Linked DNA regions of Homo sapiens: region 2 is linked to region 1. A link is a contact called in ENCODE Hi-C or POLR2A ChIA-PET data. All regions are on one chromosome and are shown on one strand. The core of a region is the stretch at or near the end of the contact, and the rest is flanking DNA. Distances in the headings are between cores, read along the strand shown. Region 1 holds the start of MOB4 (MOB family member 4, phocein). Region 2 holds the start of RFTN2 (raftlin family member 2).

The links. A loop is a pair of places that touch in the nucleus more often than their neighbours do. ChIA-PET counts read pairs that join two places held with the same protein, here RNA polymerase II (POLR2A). Pooled maps may share reads with other maps.
Region 2: a loop to region 1 is called in a map of endothelial cell of umbilical vein, with 7 times the contacts of the local background. The contact joins the promoter of RFTN2 here to the promoter of MOB4 in region 1. A Hi-C loop is called at or near these places in 6 of 168 maps with a recorded cell type or tissue (IMR-90, chondrocyte, dorsolateral prefrontal cortex and 3 more) and 8 of 50 pooled maps. POLR2A ChIA-PET finds 5 or more read pairs at or near these places in 7 of 52 experiments (A673, AG04449, AG04450 and 4 more).

Annotation. Positions count from the first base shown.
Region 1 is chr2:197,514,765-197,517,683 of GRCh38, forward strand. It overlaps MOB4 (MOB family member 4, phocein), which reads left to right and starts at 1,302. Exons shown (of 8, transcript NM_015387.5): 1 at 1,302-1,382. The coding sequence starts at 1,323. All of the region lies in intron 2 of HSPE1-MOB4 (HSPE1-MOB4 readthrough), which reads left to right. RefSeq lists a silencer at 1,141-1,360.
Region 2 is chr2:197,674,034-197,676,984 of GRCh38, forward strand. It overlaps RFTN2 (raftlin family member 2), which reads right to left and starts at 1,554. Exons shown (of 9, transcript NM_144629.3): 1 at 1,287-1,554. The coding sequence starts at 1,425.

The sequences.
Region 1 (2,919 bases), core at 52-2,551:
CTGGAGTCAAGGCAATTTGTAGTGAAGGACTGAGCCTTATCATACTTGTACATTAGTGCCTACCATATAGTGGGGCTTAATGAGTATCTGTTGAACGAATAATCTTTTCATATGTAGACGCTGGTTCTGGGAGGGCAAAATTAAGTCCCTATTCTTGAAGAGTTACCAGTCAATACATCTTCCAGAGAGAACCAACTTCCTGTTGTTAAACCCTTCAATGCCTAGTTCTAAGTCACTGACAATTACTCAGCTAGAGACCCACTCAACCTCTCCTCTCCTCTCAAATTCCATTTCTGGAAGCTGTTACATGGCCCTTCCCTCAGCATTCTCAATACACCTTCTATCTAGGGACACTTGATGTTTTCTTCTTTTGGAAATCATGCTACTGTATGCGTTTTTTACTTTTTGAACTGTCTTCCCATCTGCTATCCCAAGGCCTCCCTCACCCCAGATAAAAGATTCAAGGTTTCTAAGCAGGAAAAAAAGTTTGCGAAAATGCTGTGGTTTCTTAAGAGAGAACACTTAAAATTTGCAACAAAGGAAATGTGGAATCCTGTAAGATGTAAAACCCTCACCACCTGTCAAGGACTACTAATTTCCTCCTCCTGCTTCTGACTTGAAAAACACGAGCTAAATCTGTCTGCCTAACGCACAAAACCAGATGTCCACTCTTCATCTCACATAATTGACATCTGCGTCTTTTATCTACGTAAACAAACTTGTCATTGAAAAAGTCCTTGGCTTTGAAGTCGCCGGATGGCGTAAATAACACTGACACTCAAATCCCCCGTCTGATTTCAGATTGGGTCGATTTCACGCAGGTTCTATAGAATTTGCCAAGACTGCTGGCCTGTTTTCTACCCTGATTCCTTAGGTGGCTTCTGGGACAGAATTACGGTTCTCTAAGTATTTGCTTGCAGGTGGGTTTACTGAAACGGTCGCCACTATACGAAGTTCGTTCTTCCCGTGTAACTAACGAGAGCCCATACCAACGTGCAACGCAGCCGTGCACACTGCCGCAGCGGTCGCTGCGATCACGACCTTTCAAACCGCCCCGCAGCCCTCGCAAAGAGGCTCGTGGCGCCCGCCTTCCGGTGCCTCAGTCCCTGCCAGTAGCCACCCGACGCCGTCCGGCTGTTCCTCGTTCGCCCTCTCCCTCCGCCTAGCCCGCTTCTACCCGGACGGCTCCCGGCGCAGGCTGCAGCTGTTCCGTCAGCTGCCGCTCCTCCTCCCAGACGCAGAGCGCCGCTCTGCCCCGCCCCCCGCGCAGGCTGCCGTCCCTACATCCGGGTACCGACTCCAGCCGCCTAGACGCTGGCACTATGGTCATGGCGGAGGGGACGGCAGTGCTGAGGCGGAACAGGCCGGGCACCAAGGCGCAGGTACCATGTCTGCACTTTTCTTGTCGGGCAACTAGGTGCCGAGCAGTGCTGCGCCCGGAAGCTGGCCGCCACTGCGGGGAGGTTGGGCCGAGGCGGCAGGCGGGCGGGCTGGGGCACTGGTGCCCGGCCTGCTCTTCCGGAGCTGCAGCCCCTCAATTTGGCTGAGGCGGTGGCGGCCGCCGTGAGGCCTGCGGAGCTCCGACCCAGGGGTAGGCGTGAGGGGCGGGTGGGGTCTGCTGGTGGTACCTGCCTGCCGAAGCCCTGGGCTGCGAGCCTGTCAGCAGCAACGGCTTCTTCTCGCCTTGCCCCTGAGCCCCAGCTGACTAGCATTGGAGGGGCGCGACCAGCCTGGTGGAGACCCCCGGGGTTTCCTGAAGGTCGGGGCCGCTGAGGTGGGAGGGGGTGTAAACACAGCCTACCTCGACCCGGCGTCCAGTTCCTACCTGGCCTGGGAAGTACCTACCCGTTTCCTGCCATCCAGCTTGTCTAGCCGGATCCGGGTGCCGATATTCTCCTCCTTGTTTCCCTTTGACCACCTCTCCCTGCCGCTTTCCCTGGAGCTGTTCTCTGGTCCAGCAAGTTTTCATCACTAAGTTGTGACTTGTTAGATGTCATTCCTTGCTAATATGCGTGAAGCATAGTCAGAGAATGAACTGATTATAATTTTGTCAGCTTTTTTGTAGGGCATTATGTGTGGTAAATTGGTGCTTGATTAGGCATTGTTTCTTAGGGTTTGGAAAAGATGGGATGCCTCACATTAAAAATAAATAAATAAAATTGGCATCCAGACTTGAACTGATTAATTGCTAGCCGAAATGGCTTGCTATAGACTAGATGCTCTGAAATCGGAAGAGATGTGTTTATAAAATGTTAAAAAGTGATGCAAATGAAAATTGAAACAAAACAATCGTGGAGCTATGATTGTATGTCTGAGAATAGATTTTAATTTCTTATACAGAATTATGGAAAGAACACCTTTCGAAGGGGGCATACAGGTATTGATTACCTCCCCAGATTCATGTTACAGATAAGGAAACTGAAGCCCAAGAGAATTAAGTGGATTTGCCCAAGGATACATAGTCTCCTGATTCTTAATTCACTGGTGACCTGTTCTCTTTAACAAGCTGCTTCTAGTGCTGAATTTCAGAGAAAATTTTAAAGTCTTATTTTGGAGTCACATTAAGCTGTCAGTTATTCCTACTGACAGTTTTGTTTTCATACTACTGGAAATTTATCCGTTACATATGCTTGCTTTTTACCGTTTCCACACTTTTCTTCCTCATGCTCTTTTCTCAGATACCTTTACATCTTATTCTGTGGAAACATTGTTTCTGATTACATTTTTATGTTCAGAAGTAGACTTTTCTGTTCATATTCTGAGAGTCATCTCATTTATTCATAAGTTCTTAATTTTGAAAGGTTAGAAAATAAAATATTTAATATCGTAACATACTTGCTATGTTGCTGTAAGTCACATAGAAGAAAACTTATTGTCTTTTTTTTTCACATTGTCATGGATCAAGGTTGTTAGATAAAA
Region 2 (2,951 bases), core at 304-2,803, 160 kb after region 1:
TTTTTGAAAAAGTATAGAAAAAATTCAAACGGTTGTTTGGTTACTTCTCTGATAATTGCTATTATCTTAATCCATTTTTAACATTCATAATTTAAAAGAAAATTAAGAAATTAAGAATATTAATTTTTTTCTTTTGGTAGCCTTAGCTTTAAACAAAAATAGGATATGAACATGTTAAAAGTCTATGTACAGATTTTGTGTATGTCCCTGGAAGGGAGTTTGTTTGCTGGCCAGCTTAATTTTTGACAAAGAAAAATGGGCTGCTCTTGCTTCTTGCACAAAGATGCACTGTTTCTAGAGCAAAGCAAAAAAAAAAAAAAAAAAAAAAAAGAAAAGAATGTGTGTAAACAAAAAATTTGGAAAAAAATTAAGATAATATTCAACATGATAATTTAGTATAAACTTTTTGTGAATTGATAAAATGTGTGGCTCATTAGAATTAAAAATATAACTATAATAAGAATTTTACTAATATCTGATAACTTTAACAGCAAGCAAAGCACTCTAAATTTCATTTTTACTACTTCATAATTAAAGATATAGCTTTTTTAAAAAGCTGCTTTGTCTGTGCAGTTGTACAGTACTCTAAAGTTTCCAAAAGAAATGAGGCAAAGTATTTGTGAAATCGAGCCACCTCGATTCCTTCCACAGAGCTGCCATCTGGGCTTGTTTATTTGTGTTTCCAACTTTCTGGAACAGAGAGTTTCTCTGTTAGGGACAGGGCACTGAGCAAAGGAAGTGTCTTACAGAAGGCTATCTTTTTTTTTTTTTTAACTACATTTTCAAAACTTATAGTTTAGTTTGGTCAAAAATATCAAATGACTACCATAATCACAGAGTCTAACACAATTGGAAGCCTCAGAATTGTCTTAGCAAACACTCTTCCACGATATGATGCAAGTAATATTTACTACATAATACCTTATTGTGATTTTCAAATCTTTTTCAAAATACAAACTGTCACTAAGGCTATATAGCTATTTGTCCTGGAAATCAAGCATTTTTCATAAATCCTTCTATAAATAAGTATTTGATTTAAAAATGAAAGAAGTATTTCCAAGCAATTTCCCTAATTTTAGAAGGTACATATGAGCCATGTTACCAAAATACGAAGCAATCAACAAAACAAAAATCTTACAAAGTATAATTAAGAAGCGAAGCATTATTGTTTGAATATACAATCTCATTATGAAGAACAGTTTAAAAATTTATTAAGTCAACACTTAAAAATGACTAGTAGTCTCATCTCTGAAACATTTAACAAACAAAATAGAAGCAAAAAGTACCTTGTAGAGTAAAATCCAGCAATACATATTCGTAAGCAAATTCTGTCTTTGTTTCCACTTGCGGTCTCTTCAGGGTAGAAAATATTTTTCCAGGGCTGCTATCATCAGGGTCTTCTAGCTTTCTAAGTCCGCACCCCATGGCAAAATCTGTAAGGAATTAAATTGCAGGAAAGGGGAGGGAGAGCAGCAAATTCTGTTGTTTAAGCTGCAAAAAGAAAGTTACAGACTTAACTGCTTTGATTTTGTTTTCAGCTAAACTATAGATAACCAAAAAAAAAAAAAAAAGCAAAAACCAAAAAAAAAAAAAAAACCCAAAAAAAACCATCTGGGTCCAAAGAAAGGAGTTGAAGAATTTTTCTATCCATTTTTCTGTAAAGTCATTGAACCCATGATTAAGCTACAGCTCCAGGAGGCTGGGCTTGATCTTAGAGAAACATGCAAGCTGCTACAACTTAGCGGAGAATTTCCATGCCACGTCAATTTACAGCCAGCCCCCTACCAGAGTTCTGTCGCTCAGGGCACCAGCGGTGCTTTGTCTATTCCAGTTGGCTGGATGATAAAAAGAGGTGTCCAAAAACGGAAATAAAAAGGCAAAAGGGCAACTTGGATGTAATTATCTACAAGTAGAAGATATATTCAGACATAGTGGCACACAATTCTTTTTCTGTTTTCCCTCTCCTCTCTGTCCTGCGCCTACCCTCCTTCCTCTCAACTACTACCAAGAAAGAAAAAGGAGAGAGAGAGAGAGAGGCAGTAGGGGGGTGGAGAGAGAGACAGAGAGAGAGAGGGAAAAAGAGAGAGAGAGAGTGAAAGAGAGAGAGAGAAAGAAAGAAAGAGAAAAATGAAAAGAGTGGATTCTCAACATATTTAGAAACAAAAATCATTTCCAGAAAGGAAGTCAGCTTTATGAGGAAACTATTTCTGGAGTCTAAAAGGAGGAAAGTAAAGTTTAAAAAAACAGCCCTTTAAGTCTTTAGTTAGTACTTTTGAGGATTTCTTTCCATATGAAGTTTCTTTCTGTTGGAAAAAATCATATGCTAATTAAAACAGCAAAGTATAAAAAATTTATATTAAAATATTTTTATAAAAAAGACTTTACTTAATTGCAAAGGAGAGACAGTTATGTGTGTAATTAGTTTCCCCAACATCCTTAAATAGTTTAAAACACTCTACTATTAGAAGGCTTATGATAGCAACTAATACTTCTATAGGTCTCAAAGTATCCTTAATTAAAAAATAAAACAAAACTGACAACTTGATTCATTTAATTTTTTTTTTTTTGAGATGTGGTCTTGCCTGTCACCTAGGCTAGAGTGCAGTGGCAAAATCATGGTTCACTTCAGCCTCGACCTCCCGGGCTCAAGCCATCTTCCCACCTCAGCTTCCCAAGTAGCTGAGACCACAGGCTTCAATGTGATTGAAAAAATTTTTCAGGCTTGTATTCTCTAGAATCTCAACTGTGATAAGGGTTTATTTTGTAAATAATGGAAGCAGTGGCAGAATCACATGCAACCACATCTGGCTCATTTTTGTATTTTTTTGTGGAGATAGGGTCTCACTATGTCACCCAGGCTGGTTTTGAAATCCTCAGCTAAAGTGATCCTTCTGGATCGGCTTCCCAAAGTACTGGGATTACAGGTGTGAGTCACTGCACCAGGGCCATTC